Regions from separate parts of the Mus musculus genome. Here all the other regions are linked to region 3. A link is a loop called in an ENCODE intact Hi-C map of the cell type or tissue named here. Cell type or tissue: left cerebral cortex. All regions are shown on one strand. Region 1 has its middle 8.6 kb from the start of Rnf169. Region 2 holds the start of Pold3 (polymerase (DNA-directed), delta 3, accessory subunit). Region 3 holds the start of Gm45994 (a long non-coding RNA gene).

Evidence for each region. Peaks named below come from ENCODE experiments on the same cell type or tissue, not always from the same donor. Only the 100,000 strongest peaks of a DNase experiment are listed, where the experiment ranks them.
Region 1: it touches region 3 in a loop (4-fold over the local background); 11 of 42 quality-filtered maps call a loop at or near these places.
Region 2: it touches region 3 in a loop (11-fold over the local background); 18 of 42 quality-filtered maps call a loop at or near these places.

What each region holds. Positions count from the first base shown.
Region 1 is chr7:99,985,092-99,993,091 of GRCm38, reverse strand. No RefSeq gene overlaps it. Among named protein-coding and RNA genes, the nearest start is that of Rnf169, 8.6 kb to the right of the region's middle. In left cerebral cortex, CTCF peaks have their summits at 2,477, 4,162 (motif pointing left) and 7,421 (motif pointing right); DNase peaks (open chromatin) are centred at 2,494, 4,156 and 6,662.
Region 2 is chr7:100,119,281-100,127,280 of GRCm38, reverse strand. It overlaps Pold3 (polymerase (DNA-directed), delta 3, accessory subunit), which reads left to right and starts at 5,781. Exons shown (of 12, transcript NM_133692.2): 1 at 5,781-5,917; 2 at 7,552-7,607. The coding sequence starts at 5,858. In left cerebral cortex, CTCF peaks have their summits at 2 (motif pointing right), 2,869 (motif pointing right) and 3,593; DNase peaks (open chromatin) are centred at 3,609, 5,717, 6,078, 6,349 and 1 more place; H3K4me3 peaks cover 1,713 bases; H3K27ac peaks cover 1,351 bases.
Region 3 is chr7:100,186,462-100,194,461 of GRCm38, reverse strand. It overlaps Gm45994 (a long non-coding RNA gene), which reads left to right and starts at 1,796. Exons shown (of 3, transcript XR_001778232.1): 1 at 1,796-2,085; 2 at 2,463-2,649; 3 at 4,029-5,201. In left cerebral cortex, CTCF peaks have their summits at 3,497 (motif pointing left) and 6,640 (motif pointing right); DNase peaks (open chromatin) are centred at 3,465 and 6,636; H3K4me3 peaks cover 351 bases.

The DNA of each region.
Region 1 (8,000 bases), 200 kb after region 3:
GTGTGCATGAGTGTGTGTGCCTCTGTGTATGTGTGCCTCTGTGTGTGCATGTGTGTGTGTGCATATGTGTATACATGTACCTGTGTGGGCATGTGAGTATATGTGTGTGTGGCTGTGTGTACATGAGTGTATGTGTGTGTGAGAGAGTGTATGTGTGTGCCTTGATTGTGTATGTGTGTTCGCCTGTGTGGGCAAGTGAGTGTGTGTGGGGTGAGTGTGTGTGTGTTTGGGAGGGGCAATAACATGAGTGTGTGTGTCTGTGTGTGTGTGTGTGAATGTGGAAGCTGGATGTTGATGGCTGGTGTCCTCCACCATTTTCCACTGTGTGTATTGAGACAGGGTTTCTCACTGAACCTAGAACTCACTGTTTGGTGTAAGCTGGCCAGCCAGCTTGTTCTGGGGAGTCCCTGACTTTGTGTGATGTGGTGCTATTATGGGGGGAGCTGGGGGGGGGGAGGAAGGGGACCTGTCACTACATGGATCTGAATTATAGTTCTCGTTCTCATGCTCTTACTGAGAACACTTCCTAGGCAGCCACCACCCCAGCCTGGCATCTTTTATTCACCATAATTCTTTTTGAAGAAATATTTTGGTTTTTAAAATAATGTTATACAATGTATTTTAATCATATTCATCCCAACTCCTTCTCTTAACTCCTCCCAGATAACCCCCCATGTCCCACACTATCCCAGCCTTATGTTCTCTTTCTTAATTAAATAACTCATCTATTCTAACTTTCGCTGTCCCTTATTTGAGTATAGGACATCCACTGCAGCACAGTCCCCCTTCTGGAAGCTACATCCTTTAAAAAACTGCCTTCCCCCTCCAGATGCCATCAAGGGCTCTCAGCTCCTCCGTTGGGCTCACCAACCCTTTCGCACTCTGACTCTTGGCTGTGCGGACGTTGTGCGGGCAGCCACAGCAGCTGAGTTCATGAGTGCCCTGGTCTTGTGTTCAGAAAACACTGTTTCACTCTGGTCCTCCCTGACCTCAGGCTCCTGCAATCTTTCCACCCCACCCCCATTCCGTGGTGGCCCCTGAGCATTGGGGAGAGGGAAGGATACAGATGTCCCGTTTATAGCTGAACACTCCGCAACTACTTCTCTGTATTGTAACCAGTTGTGAGTTTCTGTGTTCAGCACCATCCACCACACAAAAGAAACTTCTCCGATGCGGTCTGAGAGTCTTGCTAGTCTATAGATAGAGAGCTAGGATTTTAAAGGGCAGTTTGATGCTAAGTCCATTTAACAAAATCATAGTAGTAGTTGACCTAAGTCTTACACATGATCTGTCTCTATCATGTAGTGGGAATTGTGGTTTCTTTAAAAAACCCAGTTATGTGAATGTCTTCGTTCTAATCCCAGGTGTGGGATATGGGGCTGCTCCAGTTTGTCCACAGCTGTTAACTTAGATTGTCTTGTGCTCGGGGGGGGGGGGGGGGGAGGTGGAGTCCTGAGATGGTCTGTGTGTTGGCTGTTGCTGGACATCCTGATAACAAAGACTGGACTTGCCCCAAGGAATCTGATGACTTGAATCAGCAGGAAGTCGCCTATAGAGGGCCACACCCATTTTCCCCTCTAACCTTCTTTTCTCCTATCTAGTGTTGGGGGTTGGAAGGGATTAGGGTGGAATAAGGGTTAGAAAGGAGGTGGAGACAGAAGAACCCAATAAAGTAAGAAAACGCCTACACCAATACTTCCATGATCTTGAACACTCCAGGATGAGCTGGACCTTAGGGGTGTGTGTGGATGGGACGGCATAACCTTGGGGTTTTATTGTTTTCTTAATAAAACAAAGGATGGATCCTAGGCCCCTTTCATCAATGCTCTCACCAATGGCTGCACATTCTTCCATGTTCTTCTGTGTGCACGCACTGACTAGACTTGTAAGCCAGGTTCCCAACCTTCCTGGTGCTGCGACCCTTTGTTATGAATCATAATGTAAATATCTGATATGTAGGATATCTGTTACAGGTTAAGAACCGCTGTGTTAGGCTAACGAAGGAAGACATGAAGTTGGTATGGGGGTGGGGCTAAGGGAGTCTGGGAAAAGTTGGAGGAAGAGTGGGGGGTTTGATAGGATCAAAATGAATTGTATACACATATGAAAGTCTTAAAGAGTGGATTAAAAAAAAAGATAAAGCATTCATCCAGCTGCCTCTCTCATATCTTCTCCCAGACTTTGTAACAGCCGCCATAACAGCCAGGTTTCCCTCGGCTTGATGGGTGGGCTCACTGCACCTCATCCCTAGGACAACCTTTTTTGTAGTTTAGTGTAGAAAATTGGCTTGGTCTGCTCACCTGCACACACCACTGCTTCCGGTCATAAAAACTAAGTATTCCCTGCGTGCAGGCAGTCCAGGCCCTTCTCGAACTGTGTTGCTTGAACTCAGTGGGGTTGCTACTTACCAAGCCGTGCTTAGAGAACAGCCCAGTGAGTTCAGGAATCTTCAAATAGTCCTCATGCACGAGGAGGCGCTGTGCCGAGAAAAGTGAGTTACAGGAGGAATTGTGGAGGCTAGCACGCATGCGCACCGGCAGCATCTGACTCACACGGACCCGGAAGCTTAGACTCAAGGCTCCAAATTCTAGACATCTGATTGTATAATACTGTCACCAGTACCTCTGCCACTGCTTCTTTTATTTGAGACAGAGTCTTCATGTAGCCTTGGTTGTCCCGGGGCTGGCTAGGTAGACCAGGCTGACCTCTAACTCACAGGGAGCTGCCTGGTTCCACCTCCTGAATGCACCCATTGAAGGAGCATGCCATCATGTCCAGCTAGTTTCAGTTTTAGTTTTACTTCTGTGCATGTGTGTGTGCCAACATAATTGTGTCCTGTTTGTGTGTGCAGTGACCTCAGAGACCAGAAGAGGGGATTAGATCTCTGAAGCTAGAGTTGAGGTGGCTGTAAGCTGCCTGATGTAGGTGCCAGAAATCGAACCCCGGTCTTCTGGAAGAGCAACAAGTGCTCTTAACCACTGAGCTATCTCTCCAACCCCACCCTCACCCCTGCTTCTGCTAACATGTCCAGTGGCTCCTTGAGTGAATTCGTGAACAGCAGCAACTCTACAGCTGATGGAAGAGTTCTCCCTCCCTCCTCCCCCTCTCTCCTCTGCTTCCAACCCTCCTCACCTCCCACCCACCCCTGCTCCCCTCCCTTCCTCTCCCTTCCTCCCTCCCTCCTCCCTTCCCACCCACCCTTGCTCCCTCCCTCCTTTCTCCCCTTTTCTCCTTCCCTCTATCCCCTCTTCCCTTCCTTTTCCTTTCATCCTGTCTTCCCCCATCCTCTCCTCCTCTTCCTTCCTTCAGGATCTCCTTGGCATTGACTTTGTTCTGTGCCTAGGCTGTCCTTGAATTTGCAGTCCTCCTTCCTCTACCTCCTGAGTCCTGAGATTACATGGCCGTGTCACCGGCTGACCCCAAACTTCTCTACTTCTCCCCCCTAATCTGATACACATGTGGCAGCTCCTCAGAATCTGTCTTTTCCATCCTGTGCAGGGAGTTTTGTGCCTCTAAGTGCTGGCTTCCTCTCCTGTCCCTTCCATTTGGAATTCCCTTTTTCTTGGTTGAGTTCAGATCCTTCCTTTGGATCCAGTTCTGTGCCCACCTAGTAGTGGCTTCCTTCTTTGCACCTCCACATGGTTTTATCTGCACCACTGTTAAGGAATCCTTCAAATTGCATACAGCACAGGCAGTCTGCAAGACAGCAGTGAAAGTGCTGGAGATACTGTTGGTCAAAACACGCTCCCCAGCCTCCTGCTCTTATAACGTAGTCTGGAAATCAGTCATGTTACGTAGAAAACATGAAAGAAGTGTTAGCTAGGAATGATGGCACTGTGAGTTAGACACCAGTTGGTCTACATAGTGAGTTCCAAGCTGGCAAGGGCTGTGTGGTGAGACCCTGTGTCAACAGAAGTGCAGTGAGACAGAAAGAACATGGTAGAGCTGGAGTTGTCAGAAGCATTGGTTTCTAGTTCACATGATTCACTAAAGAGCTTTGACCGAGTCCTTCCCCTCCTTAAACCTTAGCTTTCTTCTTTTTAACAAAGGGGTTTGGTTAGAAACCTCTGATGATTTCAAATGCCAGCAGAGCTCTGAGTGACTTTGGCTTCCCAGGAACTGTTTGGAAGAGGCAGTGCAGGCTCTGTTTGCCCCCTGGTGGTCACTTGGTGACATCACAGTCTGGGAGGCCCGGGAAAACTAGCTGGCTGTTCCCATGGATGGGAGAGTAGAGCTGAGACCAGCAAACAGATTGTGAACGAAGAGCCATCACCCAATGACCATTCTAGAATAGACAAAGAAATTTTATCACTTGTCACTCTGCTCTCGGCCTTTAACTGACCCATCAAGCATCAGTTTCTTCCCAAACTAGAGACATTTTCTTCTGAGGCAAATTCTTCATTCTGCTCACTTTATCCTCTTACCTGTTCATTTATGACAAAATATGGCTTCACTGTGTCTCACACTTGTCCTCGAATAGGACTATGGCCACTTCCTTTTGGGGACTTGGTCTAGGCAAAGTGAAGCTAGTAAGATTTCTTTGTTGAGGTTGCTAGGAGTCAGGCTCTGTGAGAATAAAGCAGGTCTGAACTATAATATGACAAGCCCTCGCAAGAGAGAAATCTGTCTCTAAATGTCTTACTGTGAAATGGGGTTGGGTAGAGCTATTTGCTGATTTTTCTCTTATATTTTCTATCATAAACACGACATACGTTTAAAGCCACCTCTGCCCCCTTATAAACAGTAACTATATATAATATAATTTTTTTCACTCATTAAAGAAATTCTGTAATAAATCAAGCTTGGTGTGTCCCAACACTCTGAGGCTGGAGATAGGAGGACTGGTGCAAATTCTAGGCCAGTCTGGGCTACAGTGTGAGACTTTATCTTAAAATGAGGGTTGGGAGAGGGGAGGGGAGGAAAGCGAAAGTGATTACTTAGAATTTCTAGTCAGGGTCTAGGGGACAGGAGAGTAGAGAAGTCTCAGAGTCAGGGAGAAAGACTGTGGGGGTGGCAGACTTTGAAGGAGGTAGAGAGAGTGGGCCCCGCTGCACGTATAATCAAGTGGATTTACAGTATATACATAGGAAATCTTTCTTCCTTTCTCTCTCCCCCCCCCCCTCTTTTTGACAGGACTTCTCTATGTAACAGCCTTGGCTATCCTAGAACTTAAACTGCAGATCAGGCTGGACTCAAACTCAAAGATCCAACTGCCTCTGCCTCCCTAATGCTGCCCTGCCAGAGATAACTAACTGCTCACTACAAGCATTCTTGTTTCTTTATTTTATTTTAATGTATTTTTAATTGGATATTTTATTTATTTACATTTCAAATCTTACCTCTTTCCCTGTTTCCCCTCTGCAACCCCCCCATCCCCTCCCGCTGCTTCTATGAGGGTGTTCCCCTACCCACCCACCTACTCCCTCCTCACTGCCCTAGCATTCCCCTACACTAAGGCATCAAGCCTTCACAGGACCAAGGGCCTCCCCCTCCCACTGATGCTAGATGAGGACATCCTCTGCTACATAAGCAGCTGGAGCCATGGGTCCCTCCATGTGTACTCTTTGGTTGATGGTTTAGTCCCTGGGAGCTATGGGGGTTGGGGAGGGGGAGTCTGGTTGGTTGATATTGTTGTTCTTCCTATAGGGTTGCAATCCCCTTCAGCTCCTACAGTTCTCCCCCTAACTCCTTCATTGGGGACCCTGTGCTTACTCTGATGGTTGGCTGCAAGCATCCGCATCCCTATTGGTTAGGCTCTGGCAGAGCCTCTCAGGCTCAGCTATATCATGCTCCTGTCAGCAAGCACTTCTTGGCATCAGCAATAGTGTCTGGATTTTGGTGGCTGTACATGGGATGGATCTCCAGGTAGGGCAGTCTCTGGATGGCATTTCCTTCAATCTCTGCTCTACTCTTTGTCCCTGTATTTCCTTTAGACAGGAGCAATTCTGAGTTAAAATTTTGGAGATGGGTGGGTGACCCCCATCTCTCAATTGGGGGCTGTGCTTAACCTCTGGATATGATTTCAACAGGTTCTCTCTCCCCTTTGTTGGGTATTTCAGCTAATGTCACCCCCACTGGGTCCTGGGAGTCTCTTGCTTTTCTGGCTTTTGGGACTTTCCGGTGGCTACCCCAGTTTCCCATGCCCCATTGAACACCTCTCTTCAATTTCCTGGTCCTCTGTACTTCTCCCCTGTCTTCTCCCATACCTGATCCTGCCCCCTTCTCCCCCTCCCCCTCCTCTCTTTCTCTCAAGTTCCTCTTGCCCACCCTCTACCTCCTGAGAGTATTTTGCTCCCCCTTCTAAGTAGGATTGAAGCACCCACACTTTGCTCTTCCTTCTTTTTGAGCTTCATGTGGTCTGTGAATTGTATTGTGGGTATTCTGAGCTTTTTGCCTAATATCCACTTATCAGTGAGTGCATACTGTGTGTGTTCTTTTGTGAGTGGGATGATTTTACCTCACTCAGGATGGTATTTTCTAGTTCCATCCATTTGCCAGTGAATTTCACGAAGTCATTGTTTTTAATAGCTGAGTAGTACTCCATTATGTAAATGTATCACATTTTCTGTATCCATTCCTTTGCTGAGGGACATCTGGGTGTTTCCAGCTTCTGGCTACTATAAATAAGGCTGCTATGAATATAGAGGAACATGTGTCCTTGTTATGTGCTGGAGCATCTTCTGGGTAAATGCCCAGGAGTGGAATAGCTGGGTCCTCAGTTAGTACTATTTCCAGTTTTCTGAGGAACCGCAAGACTGATTTCCAGAGTGGTTGTACCAGCTTGCAATGGAGGAGTGTTCCTCTTGTGCTTTCTTCGTAATAGATTTTTTTTTATGTGTTGTATTTTGAAACTCACTGAATGGTAACGGTATTAACTATTGGATGTTATTCCATGAAATTGATTTCATAACATAGGATGCATCAAGCCTTGTACCTGAAGCTGCCCTGTGTCATCATCCCCAGCCTTCCTTCTTGTGGCTGAATTCTCAGTCTGTATCAGTGCTGAGTAAGGCGTACTGTAGTGATCTCTCAGCTCCATATGGGTGGGGAGAAGATACTGTTTTTACCCCATATTCATAACTACAGGTTTGAGAATTATTCCTATAAAATTCATGTGCAAAGATCCTTTAGTCCAAATCTTTTGATTGCTCCCAAAGATCTTGATTGCTTTCTTCTATAAATAAACAGGCAAACATGCCCATTGTGCAAGGCTGACGGGCTGGAATGAGATAAATAAGCCGTTACTGCTTAATGTGGTGCCTGCCATGTAGTATTTGCTCTGTAAATTCTAGTTTTGTTTTTTAACCACTTTTTCTTTTTAATTAATTTTAAACTGTTTATGGTTATGTATGTGCTGTCTGCATGTTTATCTGTGTACTTCAAGTGTGCCTGGTGCCTTCGGAGGCCAGAAGAGGGCCTTGCTGTCAGAAACTGGAATTGCAGGCATTTTGTAAGCTGCTCATGTCGGTGCTGGGAATTGAACCTAGGTCTTCTGGAATGCTTTTAACCACTGAGCCATCTCTCCAGCTCCATTAAGACAGCCTTTTAGTTTTACATTTTTGGGGTAGGGAGAGGTAGAGAGGGAGAAAGGAAGAGAGGGAGGGGGTGACCCCTGTGAATGCCAGCCTTGCCTATGAGGATCAGACAACTTGGAGTCCGTCTTCTACCACCTGGGGCTTGAGGGTTAAGCTCAGTTCCTCAGGCTTGGGGGACCTAGTTCATTTCCCCCCAATTTTCTAGGCTTATTTCCAGCCCTATGTTCCTTCTTCCCACATTGAATTGCTTAGTCTGAACACCATCCCTTAACCCTCCATCTCTGCCACACAGACACACAGACACACACAGAGACACACACAGGCACACACAGAGACACACAGACACACACACAGACACACACACAGACACACACACACACACACACACACACACAGCCGAGCTTTGTTGCCTTGGAGCCTCAGTTCTTTCCTTCCTTCCTGTCTATTGCGTGAACTCACTGTTAG
Region 2 (8,000 bases), 67 kb after region 3:
ATGCATGTGAGTGCAGATATCCATAAAGGCCAGAAGAGGGCACTGTATCCCTTGGGGTTGGAGTTGCAGTTGGTTCTGAGCCATTTGATGTGGGTGCTGGGAACCAAATCTAGGTCCTCTGTAAGAGCAGTATCTGCTGTTAACCTTTGAGCTGTCTCCAGCCCTCACAGTGTCATGCAAAGGGTGTGCGTGTGTGTAAGGGATGTTTGAGACAATCCTCTGGGGTCTCTAGCATCAGTGTGCCTTGAAGAACTCAAGCCAGCTTAGGACCTGGATTTGGTCCCAACTGTGCTCCCTTTGGCCATGCATCTTCCTGCCTATCTGATCACCAGGCCCTTCAAATGAGCTGGATTTCCCGAGGCAGCTTATCAATAATGGTCACTCTGATAAAAGACCATAAAAGAATTTCAGTGGTGGAAGGACAAGGAAACAACGCCTTCCACAAACGATATTCTATAGTTCAACAAAAGGGATTATAGAGCCCAACAATACGCAATTCAACCTCACCCTTCCATCATTCAGTTATCTGTCAACAAATATTTGCTAAGGGCCCACCCCAGGGCTATGGCTAAGTGGGGGCTGGGGTTGGAATGAAAAGGCCTTTTGAGGATAGCCCAGTCCCTGGGAACCAAGTCTGCTGAACGCTCTTGCAGATTCAGCCTTTCGTTCCTGTAGCTGGAGGCTCTGACTGAGACCCCTCCACTGAGCATGGGGACCAAGGACAGCCACAATACACAAAATCATGAACGTACTTAAAATAGTAGGCGGGGTTTGGTGTTGATGTTAGTGTTGCTATTGTTGTTGTTGTTGTTGTTGGTGTGTGTGTGTGTGAGAGAGAGAGAGAGAGAGAAGAGGGAAGAGGGAGGGAGGGAGAGAGAGAGGGAAATTGAGATTTTCTCTGTGTGTTTCTTGTAATTAGACCACACTGTTTTTCAAGCATGGACTCTTCAGATGAAAATGTATTATGATGTCAAATAGTTGGGTACCCCAGCCTTACATGGAGGTGCCCCCAGAATGCTTATCATGATTGTCTTAGTCAGGGTTTCTATTGCTGTGAGGAAACACCATGACCAAAAAGCAAGTTGGGGAGAAAATGGTTTATTTGGTTTACGCTTGCAGATCATTGACGGAAATCAGGACAGGGTCTCAAGAAGGGCTGAAACCTGGAGGCAGGAGCTGATGCAAAGGCCATGGAGGGTGCTGCTTACTGGCTTGCTTCTATGGTTTCATCAGCTTGCTCTCCCTTAATGATCAGTAATTTAGAAAAGGCCTTACAGCTGCATCTTATGGAGGCATTTTGTCAACTGAGGTTCCTTCCTCTCAGTTGACTCTAGGTTGGGTCAAGCTGATACAAAACCAGTCAGTCAAAGACAGTTGCTAATTAGAGACACCCGCTGCATTTCCTCTAGGGGAGGTGCAGATGTGCTAGGAACCCTATAACCCTCCACAGGCCCTCCCAGCTCATTTCCACCTGGCTAACTGGCCAGAGGCATCTCCAAGTCTTCTTGATTTTCCTCACCTTTCACCTCACAGAGCCCTAGCAGTCCAGCCCCACTCCTTGGCTGATGTCCCCAGTGGCCTTCTAATTACCAAACCCATCCTGTTCCTCTCAGACCTTCCACAGTGACACCAGAAGGGGCACTGGTACTTTTGGGGATTCAAACTCACTTCTTTTGTGAGAGCCCCAGGGATCTTCCACCCTGTTACTTCCCTTTCTCGGGGTTTTCTTCACTGTCCCTTAACTGCTGGTCTTCCCTGCGCTTTGGTCTGTCCTCAGTCCTCCACATTGCCTGTTACCCTGTATAACTAACTGTCAGGTTACTGACCCAAGCCTGTATCTGAGGACAGGCATGGTCCGGAGCCTGCTGGACATGTCCAAATGGGGATTCCTGCTTATTTTCTCTTACAATGTGGTCTTTTCCAAAGCACTCTCCAAGCCACGCCCCCTTCCCCTCCAGTGAAAGAAACAAAGGAAAATATTTTAAGCAGATCCAAGAGTGGAATGGAGGGAGGCTTCTGGCTGTTTTTTTTTTCTTCATAAATGATTGAATTAATTATTTAAAATACACATGGGAGGGGTTGGAGAGATGGCTCAGAGGACTGAGATTGGGTCCCAGAACTTATTGCCAGTAACTCCAGCTTCAGGGGATCTGGTGTCCTGTTCTGGTCTCTGTGGGTACCTGTACACATGTGCATGCACACACACACACACACACACACACACACACACACACACACACACACACACACATATACATACAATTAAAGGTAAAATAAGAACTGGGTGTAGTGGTAGATATCTCCAGTCCTTGCCTTTGAAGGCAGAGCCAGATAGAGCTCTGTGAGTTCAAGAACAGCCTGGTCTACATAGGGAGTTCCAGACCAGCCAAGGCTACACAGCAAGACACTATATCAAAACAAACAAACAAACAAGCAAGCAAACAATAACAAAAAAGAATACAACAAAATCTTTTAAAAAAAAGAGGTACATGGCCTACTGGACCCAGGCGTGGGTGAAATCAGAGACAGGAGGGGTGGTGCAGGTGAGAGAGAACCAGCAACTGTGTGTTCTCCACACTTATGCTTGATAACAGATTTTACATTGACACACTGATGTGTTTTTCACAATAAGTACCTGGAGGCTTATCGTACTGTCCTTTGGATTCCAGTCCAGAAGTTGATGTGACCTGGCTTTGCTGGCTTTACACGCCACAACATTGCTTATACAAAGTGTAACACATACTGTCATAGAAGGACTTTTTAAAAGAGGCTGTAGGCGGGTGTGTGTGTGTGTGTGTGTGTGTGTGTGTGTTTATACTTTGCCTGCTTGTGTGCCTGTATACCACCTCTGTGCAGTGCCAACAGTGGCCACAAGAGGGCATCAGAATACCTGGAACTGGAATTATAGCCAGTTGTGAACCACCATGAGGGTGCTGAAACTCTAACCCAGGTCTTCTGGAAAAGGCAGTGCTCTTAACTGCTGGTCCTTCTTCCAAGCCCTAGAAGAACCTTTTTGACAAAAAGGAACTGTGGGCTTGTTATCTGCTGTTAAGGCATACTAAGACAATATTCTGGGTTTATTTCTTACATATTTTGCCTACAGTGAAAAGACATGGTATCTAGCCCCAGATACCCAAGTTCAAAGTTATCTCCTTATTTTCTGTTTTTAATTGTGTTTAGTCACCTCCTTTGGCACCATAACCTTCAATTGTAACCTCAGACTGTAAATTCTACGATGAAGACCACGTTGTGTTCCTATAAGGTCATATAAGACCTGGTATATAGGCAACAGGTATCGAATTCATTAATATCCATCTGTCACATCTGTATCAATAAGGCCTGTGTCTGAGTCCTGGATCCCAGGGTGGGGTTAACCTTCCTATCAAAGGCCTGCCCCCTTGCTGATAACTGGGTTTGGGGATCTCGACTACATGTAGGTAGCGTGTTCCTCAACCTGTCCAACACTATCTATTCCCACTCTGGTCCCTGACAGAATCACAGTGCTCACTGCTGCCATGGTGGAGATGATGGGGAAGAGAAAGGGAAGGCTGGCCTTCTGCAGCTGATGACAACCTTAGGCCGAGTCTTGGTCCTCTGGCTCCCACTGCTGGTGTCGTGTGACACTGACATGCGTAAGTTTTGTTTGGCCATCTTTGGCTGTCGGGCTGATTGCTGGTGCTGGCTTCTAGACAACATTGATGTGTCCCAGCAGGACACACTGATATCAAGCTTTATCCTCAAGGCAGAGGGAGTGAAAATTCTGCTTGCTCTAAAGTCATGTGTGTGTGTGTGTGTGTGTGTGTGTGTGTGTGTGTGTGTAGGCAAAAGTGTGTTAGCTTCATTTGCATTTCATGTCTCAAAATATGGAAAGCCCTTCTGATATCTGGAATAAGACAATGGACTGATTTTCCATTGCTTGGTGCTTCACCTTTCCTGTTTTCTCTAACTGTAAAAAATCACATAGATCTGTAAAAAGTTAAACAGTTGGAAGACAAGAAAAAACCCAAACCTCAAAAAAACCAAGATGAGAACAAAAGGCAGCCCAATGCTACCACCAAAGCAAGCCCAGCTTTGAGACGGTGGGCGATTATTTTAGCATACCTGGACGGAAACATACTTGCTATGTATGTGGCTTGGAGCAAACTACCTAACTCTGGACAGTTTCTATAAAACTGAGATAAAGACTCAAGTTATCTGACATCTATATATTAGTATACAGGTAATATTTACATCCTAGATTGTTGACGAGATTACACGAGAATATTTAAATACAAAGTCTAACATGGCCCCTGCCCATTCAGTGATGGTAAGTCACAGTGGGCACATCAGAGCTCTACTTCTTTCTCAGCAGTATTTTCACTTAGCTCTCAATGCCTTCATTGTAACCAAACTTCAAGCAAAATTCATTTGCTGAGAGTCTATTACACGTGGGTGTTCTGACATTATGAATACAGTAAGTTTGAATTTTTATTTATTAATTATTTTGTGCATATACATGGGCCTGCATGTACCATGGTGTGTGGAGACCAAAGGATGACTCCAAGGAATCAGTTCTCTCCTGCCATCTTTATGTGGCTCCCTGGGACTGAACTCAGGTCATCAGGTCTGTGCTGCAAGCACTTTACCCACTGAGCTATCTCATTGGCCCCAAGATCATACTTAAAATAGTTTTTGTTTACACAAACCCTGTCTCAAAGTCCTTGCAGTTGTTTCCTAGTCACTCTTCCCATGAACAACATGAAGGTGGTTTGAAATGATGGGACCTCATCTTTTGTATGTGTGTGTGTGTATAAAGGGATAATAAAATCTAACAAGACTACTTGAGGATTAGGGTCACTGCTAGAGATGCCCACCACATGCTAGTTACTCAGTAAGTAAGTAATTGTGATATATCTGGGGAATATACATGAAACTAAAAGACTTTCTTCATCTCTTAATTCGTGGGAGGGAAAATTCCAAGGGATACTCTTCTCTGATTTGTTTTTGACCCTAAAACCTTTCAGTGTATTTGTAGACACAACTGTAATCTCTTTGACATGATCTTGGGTTTATTTACAGGCATCTGTTATGATTCTCTATGAAAACCACACAATGCATTTGCTGGGTTTCTATGAGACTAAATGAAATTTCATTTTCAAAGCACTTGCTCAATATGTTTGTCGTGTAACAACACAGTTACCAGCTATTATTAGTGTGATCGTGGTGAGCACAGCTTGAAGGTTTTATGTGTATCGTCTCACTTATAACTCCAGCCAAATAGAATGATTTGATTTCTCGTCTGCTCTTTTCCCCAGTCTTTTCACATCTTCCGGGAAACTCCTGGTTGACCCAAAGATCATGTCCCTAATCTAGTGACTCTTACTTGGTAGCTCTGGCTAGGTTGGAGCTCCATGGGTAGAACAGGGTGGTCTTCAGCTCACAAAGATCTGCTTGCTTTTGCACCACCACGCCTGACACCAACTCTTTTAAGCCACCCCTCCTCCCCCTCTTCCCCCTCCTCCCTCTCCTTTACAATGTAGGCTCCATGTGTACTCTTGGCCACAGCACTCCCCCGCCCCCAGCGGTGAAATATAAGGTTATGAGTCAGTCTACTTGTGGTAGCAGAGAAATCGCAACGTTCTCAGGTGCACACCGACAACCACGGGCTCGCGCCTCACTTCCGGTCGGTCTCGCTCCAACTTCCCCCTACATCAGCCCTGGCTGGCCTCTCACTAGTTTGGCCCTCACCCGCCGCCGTAGCGCGGCGCCTTGGTTGCCCTGGGAGACGACCTGTGACCCGAGAGTGAGCGAAGCTGTTTCCCGCCGGCGGGAGCTACGGCTGGGGCGGGTTGAGCGCGGGGCTCGAAGCCGCACCACCATGGCGGAACAGCTGTATCTAGAAAACATAGACGAGTTCGTCACGGACCAGAACAAGATCGTGAGGAGCTAGGACCACGGGGGTGGGGAAGGCGGGGCCGTGCGAGGCGGGTGTGCGGGGGACTGGGCCTGCCCGGTCGGCGAGGGGTCGCGACCCCCGGTGCCTGTGGCTTCTCGGGGACCGGCTGAGGTGGCCACTGGTCACCGCGAAACCCGCGTAGGGAGACACGCCCTGCGGGCAGAGCTTCTGGCGCGCGCCCAAGCCCCGGGGCCTTGGGCGGGATTGTGAGGTCCGGGGGCGTGGAGCCTGGGAAGCCAGCGGGGTTCGTGAGGCTTCCTTTCCCTGCTCTGTCGGGTGGTGGCCCCTCAAGACAGTTGAGACTGGCCGACTTTCATAGGCGACTGCCTGGTGCTTTACCCACCAGAGACAGTTTCCTCTTCCTGGAAATTTAAATATTGAAAGCAGCTTGACCCACCTCCTCGGGCTAGCGTAAAAATGAAGAGACTTGGGTGTGATGGACCTTTGCTGCTGTGAGCCCATGGACACAGTTTGGTACACCGACTCACACCTCCCGGGTCCTCCAGGCTTTTGTGTTATCCCTAGAAGTGGGATTTAGCCAAGGGTCAAATGACGTGTATAAACGCGTCAAGGGCCATTAGGGCTGGATAGATAAATTCTTGAATCCCAGGTCTGTCTCTTTCCCCTCTGCCTCTGTCTGCCACTCTGCCTCTGACCAATCTTTATTAGTCCTCTTATTGGGAGTGCATCGTTTAGCTTTGGAAGAAACAACAGACATACCGGGTCAGGGAAGGATGGAGGCTCGATGCCCCTAGTTCTTGAAATTACCCCATACTACATTTATCCATTTTTCTCTCTCTCTTTTTTTTTTTTTTTGATTCCCACACCACCTGTTCCTCTTAACATTTGAATAGTTGCAAATTTACTGAGAAGTTCCTGGGTTATGTGCTTTCAAGTAATGCTAGGTTTTAGATAAATTTTAGGATAGTTTTAGGTAGCTTCTTAAAGACAAGAGGGTCAGAGAGCTTTTAAGTAAGACAAGGAGTTTGAGCTAAATAATCTTTGGCTTGGCTTTGTAGACTCTTAAGACTTTTCTTATTATGTTTAGTGTCATGCGCGTGCGCGCGCGCACACACACACACACACACATAATTGTGCTATGTCACAATTATGGATGTCAGAGGACCAGTTCTCTCATTCCACCGTACGAATCCAACAAATCAAACCCAGGCTCTTTTTGTTTGTTTGTTTTTCGAGACATGGTTTCTCTGTATAACCTTGGCTGTCCTGGGAACTCACTCTGTAGACCAGGCTGGCCTTGAACTCAGAAATCCTCCTGCCTCAGCCTCCTAAATGCTGGGATTAAAGGCGTGTGCCACCACCGCCCGGCCAAACCCAGGTTCTTAAGGGTGTGGTAGCAAGTGCCTTTCCCCACTGCCCATCTCTCTGACCCACCTTTGTAGATTCTTTTGCATTGATCAGTCTGTGAAGCATCTTAGTGTTTGTAAGGTAAGTACCCTGGCCTTACTTGTCATATGGTTTTTTTCTTGTTGGTATCTGCTGTAGTTTACAGGACACAGCCATCCGAGAATAAGAGTCCCTAGGAACAGGCTCTTGGCACTTATCTGTACTCTGGAATCAGCTAATAAAACCTTAAAAATTGTTTTTTGTTTCAGGTGACTTACAAGTGGCTAAGCTATACACTAGGGGTTCATGTTAACCAGGCCAAACAGTAAGTTCATTTGACTGCTAATTTTAATAATATTGGAATTTTTCTTTCACTTTGTTTTTATTTATTATTTTCAGCATCATCTTTTTATTGTTTATTTGGAATTTTCACATCATGCACCCCACTCACACTCATTTCCCAGTCCTTCCAGGTCCAACACACACACAAATGAGTCCAATCTGAGTTGCCTGTATAGTCATGGGACATGGTCAGACTCCCAGTGGCCAGCCCCTTAAAGAAAACGTTCACTTTGTTTTAATTCTCATAGAACTAACTCTTAGGTTAGAACTGACTTTCTACCTGGGTCAATAGGAAAGAATATTACTTTCTCTGCCTTTTGACTACTTTTGTCTGTCTTTTGAACTGTGTGTGTTCATGTATGTAAATGTGTATGCA
Region 3 (8,000 bases):
GAGAGACTGTACAAATTAACATAATCAGAGATGAAAAAGGGACATAGTAACAGACACTGAAGAAATCCAGAGAATCTTGAGGTCTTTGGTTAAAAAAAAAAATCTGTATTCAAGCAAATTGAGAATTTAAAAGAAATGGATAATTTTCTCAATATACATCCCTTATCAAAGTTAAATCAAGATCAGATAAGAAACTTAAACAGACCTATAACTCCTAATGAAATAGAAATAGTCATTAAAAGTCTCACAATAACAACATCAAAAGCCCAGGGTTAGATGGTTTTAGCACAGAATTCTACCAGACTTTCAGAGAAGAGTTAATACTAATATTCCTCAAATTATCCCACAAAATAGAAACAGAAGGAACATTAATCAATTCTTTATTTACTTAATATAGTACTTTAAGTCTTAACTAGAGCTATAAGACAACTGAAGGGAATCCAGGGGATGCAAATTGGAAAGAAGGCAATGCATCTTTATTTGCAGGTGATGTGGTAGTATATATATATACAGGACTCTAAAAATTCCACTGGGAAACTTTTACAACTGATAAACACTTTTCAGAAAAGTAGCTGGATAGATAATTAACTCACAAAAATCAGTAGCCCTCCTATGTACAAATGACAAATGGACTGAGAAAGAAATCAGGGAAACAAGCCTCAAATAGTATATATATATATATTATTTGAGGCTTGTTTATATATATATCTTGTGGCAACTCCAACCAAATAAGCAAAATATTTGTAGGATAAAAACTTTCTAAAACATTGAAAAATATATCAGAAGGTGGAAAGATCTCCCATGCTCATGGATCAGTAGGATTAATATAGTAAAATAGCCATCCTACCAAAAAAGAATCTTCAAAGTCAACGCAATCCCCATCAAAATTTCAATACAATTCTTCAGAGATCTTAAAAGGACAATTTTCAGCTTCACGTGGAAAAACAAAAACCCAGCATAGCTAAAGCAAACCTGAAGACTAAAAGAACTGCTGGAGTTATTACCTGTAGTGAGAATTTTGGTTTCTTTAAAAACACAAAAATGTTATGTGATTACATTTTTGTTTTAATCCAAGATGTGGGATATGAGGATGCTTCAGATTGTTCATAGCAGCCATGATTTGTCTCATGCTCTGACAGGGATGTGGTTTTGCCAACTAAAGATAGCTTATGCTTGGAATTCTGGCACTTTTCAGAGGGTATAAAAATGCCAGAGTCTCAAGAGGCTGAGGTGGCTGCAAATTCTCCTGCTGCTGTGGTTTGTCAAGTGGTCGTAAGCAAAGAAATAGAGAAGAAATTGTATATCCTGACTTGGAAGATTGGACTTGCCCCAAGGAAATCAATGCCCCCAATCAGCAGGAAGTAATCTAACAAGATTGAACTTCCTTTTCCCTCTAGCCTTCTTTCTTTCCTACCTAGTGTTGAGGGGTTGGAAGGGTGAAAAGGGGTGGTAAGAAAAAGAACCCAATAAAGTAGCCAAAAGTCAGAATCAACACTCTCAATTTCAAAGCTGGACTAGAGATCTATAGTAATAACAATTACATATGGTATTGGCACAAAAGCAGACATGCTGTTAAATGGAATCTAATTGAAGACCTACACATAAATCTACACACCTATGCACACCAGATTCTTGATAAAGAAGCCAGAAATACACACTGGAAAAAAGACAGAATCTTCAACAAATGGTGCTGGACAAACTGCACAGCTGCATATAGAAAAATCCAAATAGATCCATACTTACCACCCTGCACAGAACTCAACTCCAAATGGACCAAAGACCTCAGCATAAAACTGAATACACTGAACCTTATAGAAGAGAAACTGGGCAATAACCTTGAACTCCTTAGCAAAAGAAAAGACTTTCTGAACATAACACCATTAACACAGGCACTAAAATCAACAACTAATAAATGGGGTCTCATAATACTGAGAGGCTTCTGGAAAGCAAAGGACACCGTCATTCAGACAAAGTGGCAGCCTACAGAATAGGGAAACGTTTCTCCAACTATACATCCATTAGAGGGCTAATATCCAAAATATAAAGAACTCAAGAAACTAGATATCACGAAAACAAACCACCCAGGTGAGTTCCTGCTTACATTCTATGTTCTAGCGTCTTTGGTACACGAAGCTATTCTGCCCACTACCAAAAGAGAAATGCAAACACCAGCCCAGCCACAGACTTTTTATCTACCGTGGTGTCTTACCTGTAAGATATGCTAGGGCAATGGTGGTACAAAGCTTGTGGGAGTAGCCAATCAATAGCTGATTTGACTTAAGACCCACACCACAAAATAGAACCCATATCTGACACTGCTTGGGTAACCAAGAACCCGAGACTAGCCCAGGGAATTAGTGGTAAACAAAAAACTACTGTTCTAAAACAAAAACAAAAAACCCAAGCCAAACCAAAGCATGGCAATAAAATGACTCCTTAATGATATTTCTCTATACTCATAGATCAGTGCCTCATTTAGCTCTCACCAGAGAGACTTCCTTCTGCAGCAGATGAGAACAAATACAGAGATCCATCGGCCAGACATGATGCAGAGAGTGAGAGACCTTGGAACACTGGAAACCATGGAAAACCTGGAGGACTGTCTTTGGTCCACTGAAGTTACATTGAAGATACTCATTGTCCAAGCAGGTATGGACCTGACAGAATAAGAACCAACCCTGAGGCTTGGTGTCTATTCTTTGGGGATGACTTTGCAGTCATCACTGCCAGAGAGACTGGGAGGGGCCAAACACAGTTCCCCATTACCCATTCATCTTCCTAGTTTTGTAGAACCCATCTCTCTTCCGTGTAATTCTTGAAGGGTTCCTCCCCTAGACAAACAAACTCTTCTTTAGAAGTTTATACAATGGAAAAAGACACTTCCAAGTATGTTCCCCCTGAGGTAAGGAAAACCCTCTAACCTTCAAAAGACTAAATGTTTTTCCAAGTAGAAAATATTTCTTTTTATTAACTCCAGAACAAGAGAATTGATTGATTGACTGAGTTATGCGTCTTTCTCAAACTCTTCATCTTCTTTGCCGGTTTCCATGACTACTTTCCCTGAGACATTATATTTCACAACCAATGCTATTATGTCAGATAGGAAAACAGAGGGGAGGGGGAAGAGGGAGGGTGCCATGGATTTATTACTCATTCTCTTCAGTTTTTAGGTGAGAATCATAGCAACTGTTTGGAATTCCGCATGTTCCAATCATTAGTATCCCCGTGGCAACAACGACTGTGGCAGGTAGAAAAACAAAACAGACTTGGGGGATCGCGTGTAGAGATCAGTTGAGAATATGTTATGGCACAGAGGGTGTGGTATTAAGGTGTTGAAACAGGTTATGACACTTGTGTTCCTAGAATATGTAAATAGAAAAACAAGGACATAAATGATGAGCCAACACTTCCCCCCTTCTTAGAGTGTTGAGTGTCTGCCATATCTAAGGCAATATTCTACACTGTGAAGGAAGCGCTGCTCTATGGGGCTGCGCCATCTAGCGGCTACTTCTTTCTAGTCAGCGCTGCATTGCTAGTCTCTTTTTTTGTTTGTTTGTTTTATTTTTGTTTGCTGGAACCAGTAACTGCCTCCTTCACTATTATCACCCCATTCCTCTGATCTAATGGACAACAACTTTGGAATCTGCTCAGTGTTAATGTGGTTCTTGAGCAGACATTGACTCCTTGGAAATGGAGAATTGTATACAGAAGATTTGGGGGGGAACACTTTGGGAAGATGGGGGTAAAGAAGTAAGGATGCAGGAGTGAGCAGATGACAAAAGCTAACTCAGTATGGTTGTGATGGAAATCATGGCTGACCCTGGAGTTCTGGAACTGACATGGCTGCTCGGAGCTATCCCAAGCTAAGGTGATGGGGTTAGACCATCTTATTAGTTCATCACTGGTTGTCAGGGTCCCCCAGGAAGAGGCATCCCTTGACTCACAGCAGTGTGTACCAAAGGATGCAGTTGTTCATCACATACCCGCTTCTTTCCTCTTGACTAACCTCTGATTCCTTTACCCCCCAGGAGCTTACTCTCTGTCACGAGTTAGCCACTGCTACAAACGTCTTCTCTGATTTCATCAGGCAGATCATGTTCAGGATCCTCAGGAGCACTTGAAAGAATAATCTTTTTCCATAAAGGGCTGGCTCTGAAAGCCTTGCTTTGTCTGTGCCTCCTGGGCTTACACTGATATGTTAATATTACGATCCCAATGAGAACAGAGACCAGACTCATTGGTGCCATTGTGAGGGTCAGGGGGAGATCAAACATCTCAAAGTCCCATTCACAAGACAGATTTATTTATGTTCCTAAGGGTTCCATAATTGCCATCTGAGAAGCTCCAATTAAAGTGGCAACATTTCTTCCTTCTGGCAACGTTATAAGTGTTTTGATTTTGACCAGTTGTGTCTGAGAAAGAAGGGTGGACTCAAGACTACTAGCTGTCCACCAACGTATGCTCGCCTATTCAAAAGTAGTCGACAGTGGCTGGGACATGAGTAGCCAGACAGACCTCCTGTATCAGCTTCCCTTGCAGCCTGTTGGAGGATAAGTCCTTGTAAAAGGGTCTAAGCAAAAGAAATGTATGCAGCTTTTTGCCATGTGTGTTTTAGAGTAAACCTCTGGCCCTGGACTCCTATTCTCTGTTTCTCCTCACTGAGCACAAAATCAACAACAGAAAGACTCTGAGGAATACATGTTAAAGCTGGCTGGAGTCACTGGATGTCACCGAACAACAGACTGCAGCAGCACCATCAGCCTACTCTGGTTACCACCGGTGGACCATACTCGATTGCACCTCCTAATCAAGTCTTTCTAATTCTTTAACCTCAACTTCCAGAACCATCCACAAATACTTCCTTTTCCTCCTTCTTTGGTATATGCATGTACATATTTGTGTATGTGCAGCTGGAGGCCAGAGGGTAATTCTGGCTGCTGTTTTTCAGCTTTCTTGTTTTATTAGATACAATCTCTTATTGGCCTGGTGCTTTCCAAGGAGGCTAGACTAGATGGCCATTGAATCCTGGGGATCTACTTGTCTCCCCTCCCCAGGTGCTGAGATTGCAAATACCTGCAGCCAAGCCCAGCCTCTTTCAAAGGCAAGAGCTTCCCTGAGAGCATCCTTTCTCTCACAGGCATCCTTTCTCCTCTTTTTTGTATTTTGTTTATTTTTCAAGACAGGGTTTCTCTGTGTAGCCCTGGCTCTCCTAGAACTCACTCTGTGGATCAGGCTGGCCTCGAACTCACAGAGCTACATCTTCCTCTGCCTCCTGAGTGCAGAATAAAGGAGTAAAGGCATGTGCCACTCCCGCCCAGCTCCTTTTCCTCTTTTGACCTTCACATTATTATCTGTCTCTCCTACTTTCTATGCTTCTAGTTAGTGCTATTATACTTTTGTTTTTTATTTCATGTGTCCTTCCCCTTACCCCTGTTATTGTAACCTAAGGTGACTTTGAACTTACTAAGCAGCTGTGGATGGTCTTGAACTCCTGATCCTCCTACCTTACCTCCCAAGTGCTAAGATGGCAAACATGAACCATCCCACCCAATCTCCATCTTGTCTCTGAAACTTGAAGACTCCTTTAAGATGGGACACTCTGCTCCTGTTTCCCAGCTAGCACAGCTGTGATGGATGCTGGTGAAAACTCTTCATCTTTGGGGAGTGGTTATGTCATCAGCTTAGCGTTGCCCCTTCCCCAGAGACTGGTCCTCAAGCAAATGTGAGCATGCTTGGGTGTTGGAGGGAGTATCTCTCTAATCGCCAGCAGGCCTAACATGGTAAAAAAGGGAAGCCACAAAAGGTAGAACTAACTCAGCAGCAAACATTAGACCCTTCCCTAGGAACTACCCTGTTGCTAATTCAACCAAGAGCACATCCCGGTGAGCTTGTTTCTCACTGTGCTCTCCTGCAGTAGCTCATGGCTGCCGGCCCTCTCCACAGAACTTTCCTCCTCTGACCAGAACCCCCTCACCTCCTCCTCTAGTCTTCCCATTTGAGCTGCATGACTTACGATGATGAACTAACGGGTCCCCTTACCTCAAAAGAGTGTATATTTTGCAGATACTTTGTGTCCCAGCCACGTATGACAGTTCCCTGTGCATCAGACCAAGGCTAGGCACACCCTGAGATGCGCTTTGTTAGGCTCTTTCCCTCCCCTGTGCAGTTCATTCTGTCCCTTGCATGGTTTTCCTGCCAAGCATCCCTCACCAGGAAACATCTGTCTTGGGGTCTCCTTCTAACATCACTGGTCTCAACCCTTTGCTCTCAAAATGACTTTCTCAATTAGTCCTGGGGAATCTCAGATTTGGCCTGTGCATGCCACGGGCATGATTAAGTGGTTTGTTCTGAAGACACTTGGTCAAGCATAAGTGAGCTTTTTTGAAACAATTATAGGGAATACCTACTATGTTATACTATTGTGAGACATTAACACCTGAATTAAAGACATGTAAATCCATAGGCCGGTGTCTGCTATAATGCAGATGCCCTCATGGATTGCTTGCTAACTTATGCATGACATCATGTTTTGGCAACGCTTACAGTATAGTATGTACGCAATAAATATATCTGGTCCATAAATGAGTCTCAAATTTTGCTTTGAGAGTCAAGATGATGTTCTGAGATTTGGCCAGCAGAGGGCAGAACGAATGCAGACAGCGATCTGGTGGGCTGAGTGATGTCTCACTATCATGCGACAGCTACCTCTGGGGTCAGTTTGACAGAGAGCTGAGAGGAATGCCTTCATCAGAGCATATTAGGATGCTACATCTACGCCTTAGAGTTCTAGAATTTTGTTTAATCAGACCCTCAGTAGTGAGACATACAGCATTCCTTCTTTGTGAATTCATAGTTCCTGGTCCTGAGGTCCCTCGAGCTGCTTCATCTCTGCAGGGCCTGTTTGAGCCATGAGCTAGGCTGTATTCTTAGTCTCCCCTGCGCTCGTGTTAATATACATCGGGTTTCTGTAACTTGCAAGTAAAGGAACTGGAATTATCCTGCTGAGTGTGTGTGCTGAGCCTCCTCCACAAACGTGGACACTGGAGTCATAGAGCAACCGCACGGGCCAGTTTTCTTCCTTCTCTCCAGGTTCCAAGAATAGTGTGTCTGAATGCCTCTGCTCCAAGCTCCCCTTGTCTTACTTTCTCCATTCAGTCTGCTGCTTTCTTCTACAATTCAAAGCTCAGTTCTGTCCTACCATTCTCTGACCACTGCTGAACAAGTTAATCTTATTTCTCAAAGACACAGCTTTCTTCACCTGACCGCTTCTTACCTTATTTGATAGCAGTGAACATTTTACTTGGATTTTTAGGGTGGATAACCTCTAAAATCCCATTGGCTGTAGACTTCAGAGTCTGTTGTCTTGCCTTGTCTGATGTCCTTAAGGAAGTCACCTCTTCCCTCTCAAGAAGAGATGAAGAAGAGCTCAGAACATGGGCCCAGAATACGTTTTCAGAGATCCAACATGACTGCTCATGGCAAGATGTGCTCTTTTGAGCTTTCAAGGAACACGGAATCATTTATTTTACTGTTTTGTAAAGATTTATTTATTTCTGGTTTGTGTTTGTGGATGTTTGCCTGCATGTATGTCTGTGTGTCATATGCATGCCTGGTGCCCTCAGAGGCCAGAAGAGGACACTGGATGGTTGTGAGCCATTACACGAGAGCTAGGAACCAACCCTGGGTCCTCTGCAGGAGTAGCCTGTGCACTAATAGAGAAGCAGTTGGCTTTCCTGTCTCAAGGGAGAAGCATCTTTCCTGCCCCTTAGAATGCAGCTATGGTATGCTGGGTCATATAAGTCAAGTATGACACGCCCCACTGACGTGGAAGGGAAGACCACCTGTAATCCTATGCCACTGAGATAACTGCTGTCAAAAATCCTTTGAAAGATTGCTAAATGCAAATATATATGTTTCAGTGAGGCCTTCTGGGAGGCACACAGAGACCCCTTCGATGGAAATCAGACACAGCAGTGAGTGGTTCCAAGTCCAGGACCTGG